Linked DNA regions of Homo sapiens: region 2 is linked to region 1. A link is an interaction called in ENCODE POLR2A ChIA-PET data of the cell type or tissue named here. Cell type or tissue: PC-9. All regions are shown on one strand. Each heading gives the region's core, and the rest is flanking DNA. Links, peaks and the distances in the headings are about the cores only.

The links. Peaks named below come from ENCODE experiments on the same cell type or tissue, not always from the same donor. Only the 100,000 strongest peaks of a DNase experiment are listed, where the experiment ranks them.
Region 2: POLR2A ChIA-PET joins it to region 1 with 21 read pairs; 3 of 35 experiments call an interaction of 5 or more read pairs at or near these places.

What each region holds. Positions count from the first base shown.
Region 1 is chr17:50,583,937-50,586,843 of GRCh38, reverse strand. All of the region lies in intron 9 of CACNA1G (calcium voltage-gated channel subunit alpha1 G), which reads right to left. Among named protein-coding and RNA genes, the nearest start is that of CACNA1G-AS1, 23 kb to the right of the region's middle. In PC-9, for the core only: no CTCF peak of the experiment used is centred there; a DNase peak (open chromatin) is centred at 1,273.
Region 2 is chr17:50,847,454-50,850,311 of GRCh38, reverse strand. It overlaps the pseudogene RPL5P33. Among named protein-coding and RNA genes, the nearest start is that of WFIKKN2, 13 kb to the right of the region's middle. In PC-9, for the core only: no CTCF peak of the experiment used is centred there; no DNase peak of the experiment used is centred there.

The sequences.
Region 1 (2,907 bases), core at 174-2,673:
TACTTCCCAGCACCGGGGCTCCCCAAGCCTCATAGCTGCTCCATCAACTAGCCCTAAAAGTGCCTTCTGTGTGCCAAACACTGGTGTTAGAAAGGTGCCACCAACTCTGAGACTTTCTTCCTATGTGACCTTGGGCAATTCCCTTTGCCTCTCAGATCCCCAGTGGCCTCTTCTGTTAAACAGGGTAACACTACCTCCTGGGAGGCTGCTCTACAGAACAAAGGAGTGAAAGGCTGTGAGAAACCCCAGCCCCAGGGCCAAGCTCACAGAAGGCAGGACCGATATCTGCAAGGCTGCAACTAAACACCACACTGGGGGCAAAACCCAGGAGCCACGGGAGCTCAATCCCGGCTGAGGTCAGTGGGCCAGTGGGGAGGACAGCCTGGGAGGATGTCCATGGAGGGTGTCCCCAGCTGGGGACAGCAAGGGAAGGGGTGTGCAGGGCACAGTGCAGAACCAAGAATCAAGTTGTCTGCCCAGATCAGAGGGTGAGAGGGGCTGGTGGGAGAGAAGGCTACAAGGTCGGCAGGGCCAGGTGGAACAGCCTTCCTCTGCTCCCTCTGGACAAGTCTCTGCCTACCACGCTGCCACTGAGGCCCTGGGGGCGGGTGGGAAGGGAGGAAGGAGATGTACAAAGCAGTGTATGAAGAAGATTAATCTGGCTGCAGTGGTGGCAGCGTGTGGACGGCTTGGAGGGTAGAGACAGAAACCAATTAGGATACTGCAGCAGTCCAGGCAGGAGGCCTGAGAGCCAGCTCTGGCAGACAGTGATGTGCCTCTTGCAGAGAGGGCATGAGGGGCTGGACAGGCCTCGTCAGAGCTGAGCAGAGGCTTGGACCAGTCACTCGTGCTCTGCCCAAGCCCGACCCCAGCCAGCTGCCATCGCCCCAGCTTCCACCTGCTCCACTGACCCTGAAATCTCTGCTCTTCTGTTCAGACTCCTCAGCTCACCTCACCTCTGCTTCTGATGGGCCTGCCTGCTGCTCCCACCCACCCAGGACAGGGGCACAGACAGGCTGCAGTGAGGCAGTGAGGGTCACTGGGTCAGTGGGAGGCAAGTCTTCAAGGAGGTGTGGGAAGTCAGGGAACACCTCGGTGGCAGGAGGTTTCCTGGAAATCTCACAGGCCTCATCATGTAGATCATGGTCCTGGTCTTCCCCAGCCCCCGGAAGCTCTCCAGTTTGGATCCCCCCTCCTGTGCCCTCCTGCCCACTGGGCACACTGCTAGGTGTCATGGTGCCCCCAGGGCCTCCTAATCAGAGGCAGTGCCAAGGAGAGGCTTTAGCCACAGTCACTGCCTCTCTGCCCTCAGGGCAACATTCCTCAGAGTTCATTCTACGCTTATTCCCCCCACCAGCACCCCCACTCCCACCTCTCCACTGTCATTGGGGTGTAGGTGACATGATATTTCCCAGCTCCCCGAAGCCCTCAAAAGTAAACACACAAGCTAACTAGGCACAGCACACTCACGGTGCCCACTCAGCTTCAAGACAGCTGACCCAAGGCCCCTGCTACTTAAAATTCTGGAGCTATAGCCAGGCATGGTGGCAGGTGCCCGTAGTCCCAGCTACTGGGGAGGCTGGGGTGGGAGGATCGCTTGAGCCCAGAAGTTCCAGGCTGTAGTGAGCCATGATCAAGCCACTGTATTCCAGCCCAGGGGGCAGATCAGGATTCCATCTCTTAAAATAAATAAATAATAAAATGCTGGAGCTGCAGCCCCTGTGCCTTGTCCACCTGCACAGCGTCTAGCCCATGGTGGGCCACAGTAGGCCACATAAAGGCTGCCCTTCTGACGAAGACTTTCAAGAGCTCCTGCCCTGCCCAGCCCCAGCCCAGGTAAGTGCCCTTGCCCTCCTCCTCTCCTCTGCGGCTCTGGAAGTGCTGAGTATCGCTAGAGAGAGGCACGAACATGTGCTGACTGGACAAGTGATTCCCTGTGGGTGGTGGCCCCATGGCTGTTTCATGCCTTTATTCACAGTCCCTGGTTCCTCCCTTCTTAGGTCTCCTCTCTCCCCCAGGAGCTGCCTCAATCCTTCTGGACTCTGCAGCCCCCAGCCCTACTCCCCACCTGGCCCCTCGTTGCAGGCTTACATGGGGGGCTCCACGTCCCTCCTCCAAAGAGCTCTGTGTTGTGCATCCCACTGTCTCTCTTCCTCTCCTGGAAGGGAGCCAGCCGTTCCTCCACCTGCACTTTGATTCTTTGATGTGCTCCCCCGCCGCCCCCCTGTCACCCCCTACCCCCGCCCCCGGCTCCCCTGGGCCCTGGCCTATCAGTTATGCCTGCATCCATTACTTCTCCAATCTCCTTCCCCCGTGCCTAAAAGCAGAAAGCTTCTGTGGGACTCCAGACTCATTCAGTTCTGAACTCTGGGCCCCACAGCTCCAGCTCTGTCCAGGGACCCTCTTCCCAGCCCTCCTCTTAGTGGATGCCTCAGCAGCAGCTGAGCCTCCCTTGGCTTCCCCGACCCTGAGCAACCACCTCTTCCCCTTCCCAGTGCTCATTTCACCGCCTCTCTTCCCTCAGGCCAGCATTCCTCAGAGTTCAGTCTAAGCCCGCTCCCTCCACCAGTACCCCCACTCCTACCTCTCTGGCTGTCACTGGGGTGTAGACGACACTAAACAATCTCTCCAAGCCCCTGGCTTCTCATCCAGAGATCCAGAGCCTGCCTGATCTCCCTCCTGGGATGGCCCACAGCCATCTCAAACTCAGTGCATCCAAAACAAACCCTCTCGCCTCCTCTCCCAAACCTGCTCCTTCCCGGGTGGCGCCATCATGCTCGGGATTCTGCCTTAGAAACTTCGGGTTATCTAGGATTCTTGCCCACCCTTCCTCCCTCTGGACACTAAGGTGCCCCGGCCCAGAGAACCTGCCAGTGAAATTGCGTCCTACCCACAACCCCTCGTTCC
Region 2 (2,858 bases), core at 359-2,858, 260 kb before region 1:
GCACTTGAAATAAGGGGTCATTGAGAGCTTAGTTCTGTGCCCCGAGGTGTTGGAGCTGGGAATGAAGGGTTCAGAAATATTCTTAGGGCCTCCATGGAGGTCTCAGAGGTTCCTCATCTCTAACCAAATTACTACACTTTATCTTTTCTTCCTGGGCCTCCAACTGCACAACCCCGAGTGTGTGCGTATGTGTGTATGCATCTCCCCATCCCTCTTCTTTTTCCTCTCATTCCTGCCCTCCTGCTCTCCCCCTCTCTTCTCCAGCTACCCTCCTCCTGGACTCTTTCCTTATCAGCAAAGGAGACTGCATCTGTTCTCACTTTGCTCTGGGAGAGGGGCCTGTTCTCCCCTCCTGGTTCTTGCTCCAATCATTGGCAGGGACGTGCAACAGCAATTATCCCCAACAAACTGAAGCAATGAGGCCCAGGACCAACTACCCTGGAGAGGCACTATGGCTACCATTATTATTCTGTTGTATAGATGATAATACTAAGGCACAGAGAAGTTAACTACTCAAAGTCACAAAGCCAGTATTTGAACCTATGCTCTGCCATGACTGTGACCTTTTCTCACTGCCGGCCCACCCTGGATAGCAAGGAGATTTGGGGACCTTGCGGCCTAAAATATCTGGCCCCTTATTTACTTATCTATTTATTTATTGCTTAATATGTTGATTGTCTTTATCTGAAAAATCCTCATAGAAAATTGTTGTCTGGGGCCGGGCGTGGTGTCCCACGCCTGTAATTTCAGCACTTTGGGAGGCTAAGGCAGGCGGATCAACTGAGGCCAGGCATTCAAGACCAGTCTGGCCAACATGGTGAAACCCTGTCTCTACTAAAAATACAAAAATTAGCCTGGTGTGGTGGGGTTTGCCTGTAATCCCAGCTACTGGGGAGGCTGAGGCAGGAGAATTGCTTGAACCCGGGAGGTGGAGGTTGCCCTGAGCCAAGATCGCACCACTGAACTCTAGCCTGGGTGACAGAACAAGACTCTATCTCAAAAAAAAAAAAAAGAAAGAAAGAAAATTGTTGTTTGGTTTAGCCCTCAGCAGTCTGCTCCTCTGCTCTTGTAAGAGAGGGCTCAGAGAAAACAAGCTTGCCTTCTTTTGAGCTACCCAATCTTTCTTCTGGGCAAGGGACATTTGGGGACGGTTCTATCTCCTCTTTTTAGCTTCTTTCTCGGGCTTCTTCTCATGGACTGGTGATATGGTTGGCATCTGTGTCCCCACCAAATTGCATGTCAAATTTTAATCCCCAGTGTTGGAGGAGAGGCCTGGTGGGGGATGACTGGATCATGGGGGTAGTTTCTCATGAATGGTTTGGCATCACCTCTCAGTGCTGTTCTCGTGATAGTGAGTGAGGAAGTCATTGGGAGCTCTGGATGTTTAAAAGTATGTAGCACTTCCCCCCTCTCTCTCTTCCTCCTGCTCTAGCCATGTAAGACGTGCCTGCTTCCCCTTTGCCTTCTGCCATGATTGTAAGTTTTCTGAGGCCTCCCCAGAAGCAGAAGCTGCTATGTTTCCTGCATAGCCTGCCAATTAAACCTCTTTTCTTCATAAATTGTCCAGTCTTGGGCATTTCTTTATAGCAGTGCAAGAACAGACTAACACAGCTAGATTCTCTTGTATAGCAGCATGAGCTTCCTTACACATCTCCTCCACCACGTCTGTAGTTACACTGTTCTTTATGTATTGAGATAACTCTTTCTTGTAAGCATCTTTATTTTCTTCCATTAGGTGATGCATCCAATCTGCAACATTCTGACCTATGATGTACTTCTGATGTACTTCTTCATTAAATTCCTTGCCTTCAGAATCATAAGCAGGGAATCATTTGGTACTGTGAGGGATAGACAAGCCTCCATCCACAGCTCCCTTCAGTGCCCCAAAAACTTTATTGCCAATAGTAGTTCTGGCAAAGCCTGCATCCAAATAGCAGGTGAAGGCACCGGGCTGACCATCAATGCTTTCCACATTATAATTCATCTCTGGTCACCTTCTCTTGGCCATCATAGATCTTGTCCATGCCGAACCTATTGAGAAGCCTGCAGGTCAGCACAGGCTGGTACAACAGGCTGCAGCGTCATCTGTCAGGCCAACCTTCACATTGCATTTTGGCAGTTCATGTGCATAAGCTGTACAGACTATCATATCCCCTTCTATGTGAGCATAAGTAATCTGACAAATGATATCTCTATTAGTTACATGACTTTTCCTGTATTTGGGCATGTTATACTTGTTTTTATCCTATATCACCAAGGGTTTCCAAAGATAGTAATCAGTTTTACCCTCTTGTCATTTTCTAAATTTCACGTGTATCTCTTAAAGTAGGCCTAGTTCTTGACGTCTTTAACCACCCCCATCCTGCAGAACAGAGCCCCCTGGGCCCTCTTTTTAAACATTTATGCAGCACACTTATAGCAGCAATGACCACTAACAAAATAATTATTAGACTTTTAGTCAGCACTTCCATGCAAGAAACAAGATGACAGCTGCAGCATAGGTGTCTCTGAAAAGCTGCTGAATAACTGGCCTGGTGGCAGGCTGATTCCTGGGAGGCGGCAGCTGTCATGGGCACTGTGCTGTGCCATGGGAGGACTTAGCCTCTCATTCCCACTGTCTCCTTCCCATCAGCAGCACCCCTACCATATTCAGCTAAAAGTTTGGAGAACTCATCTTCACCTGCGTGTCATGACTGCTGGTGCTGCGTGTGTGTGCGCACTTATTTGTGTCCCTTTTTGGGAACTCTGGGGTATTGAGGGAGGCCATCAAGAACTTTATTTGCATGAAGATATATAAACCTGGCCAAGCACAGTGGCTTACACCTCTAATCCCAGCACTTTGGGAGGCCGAGGCAGGT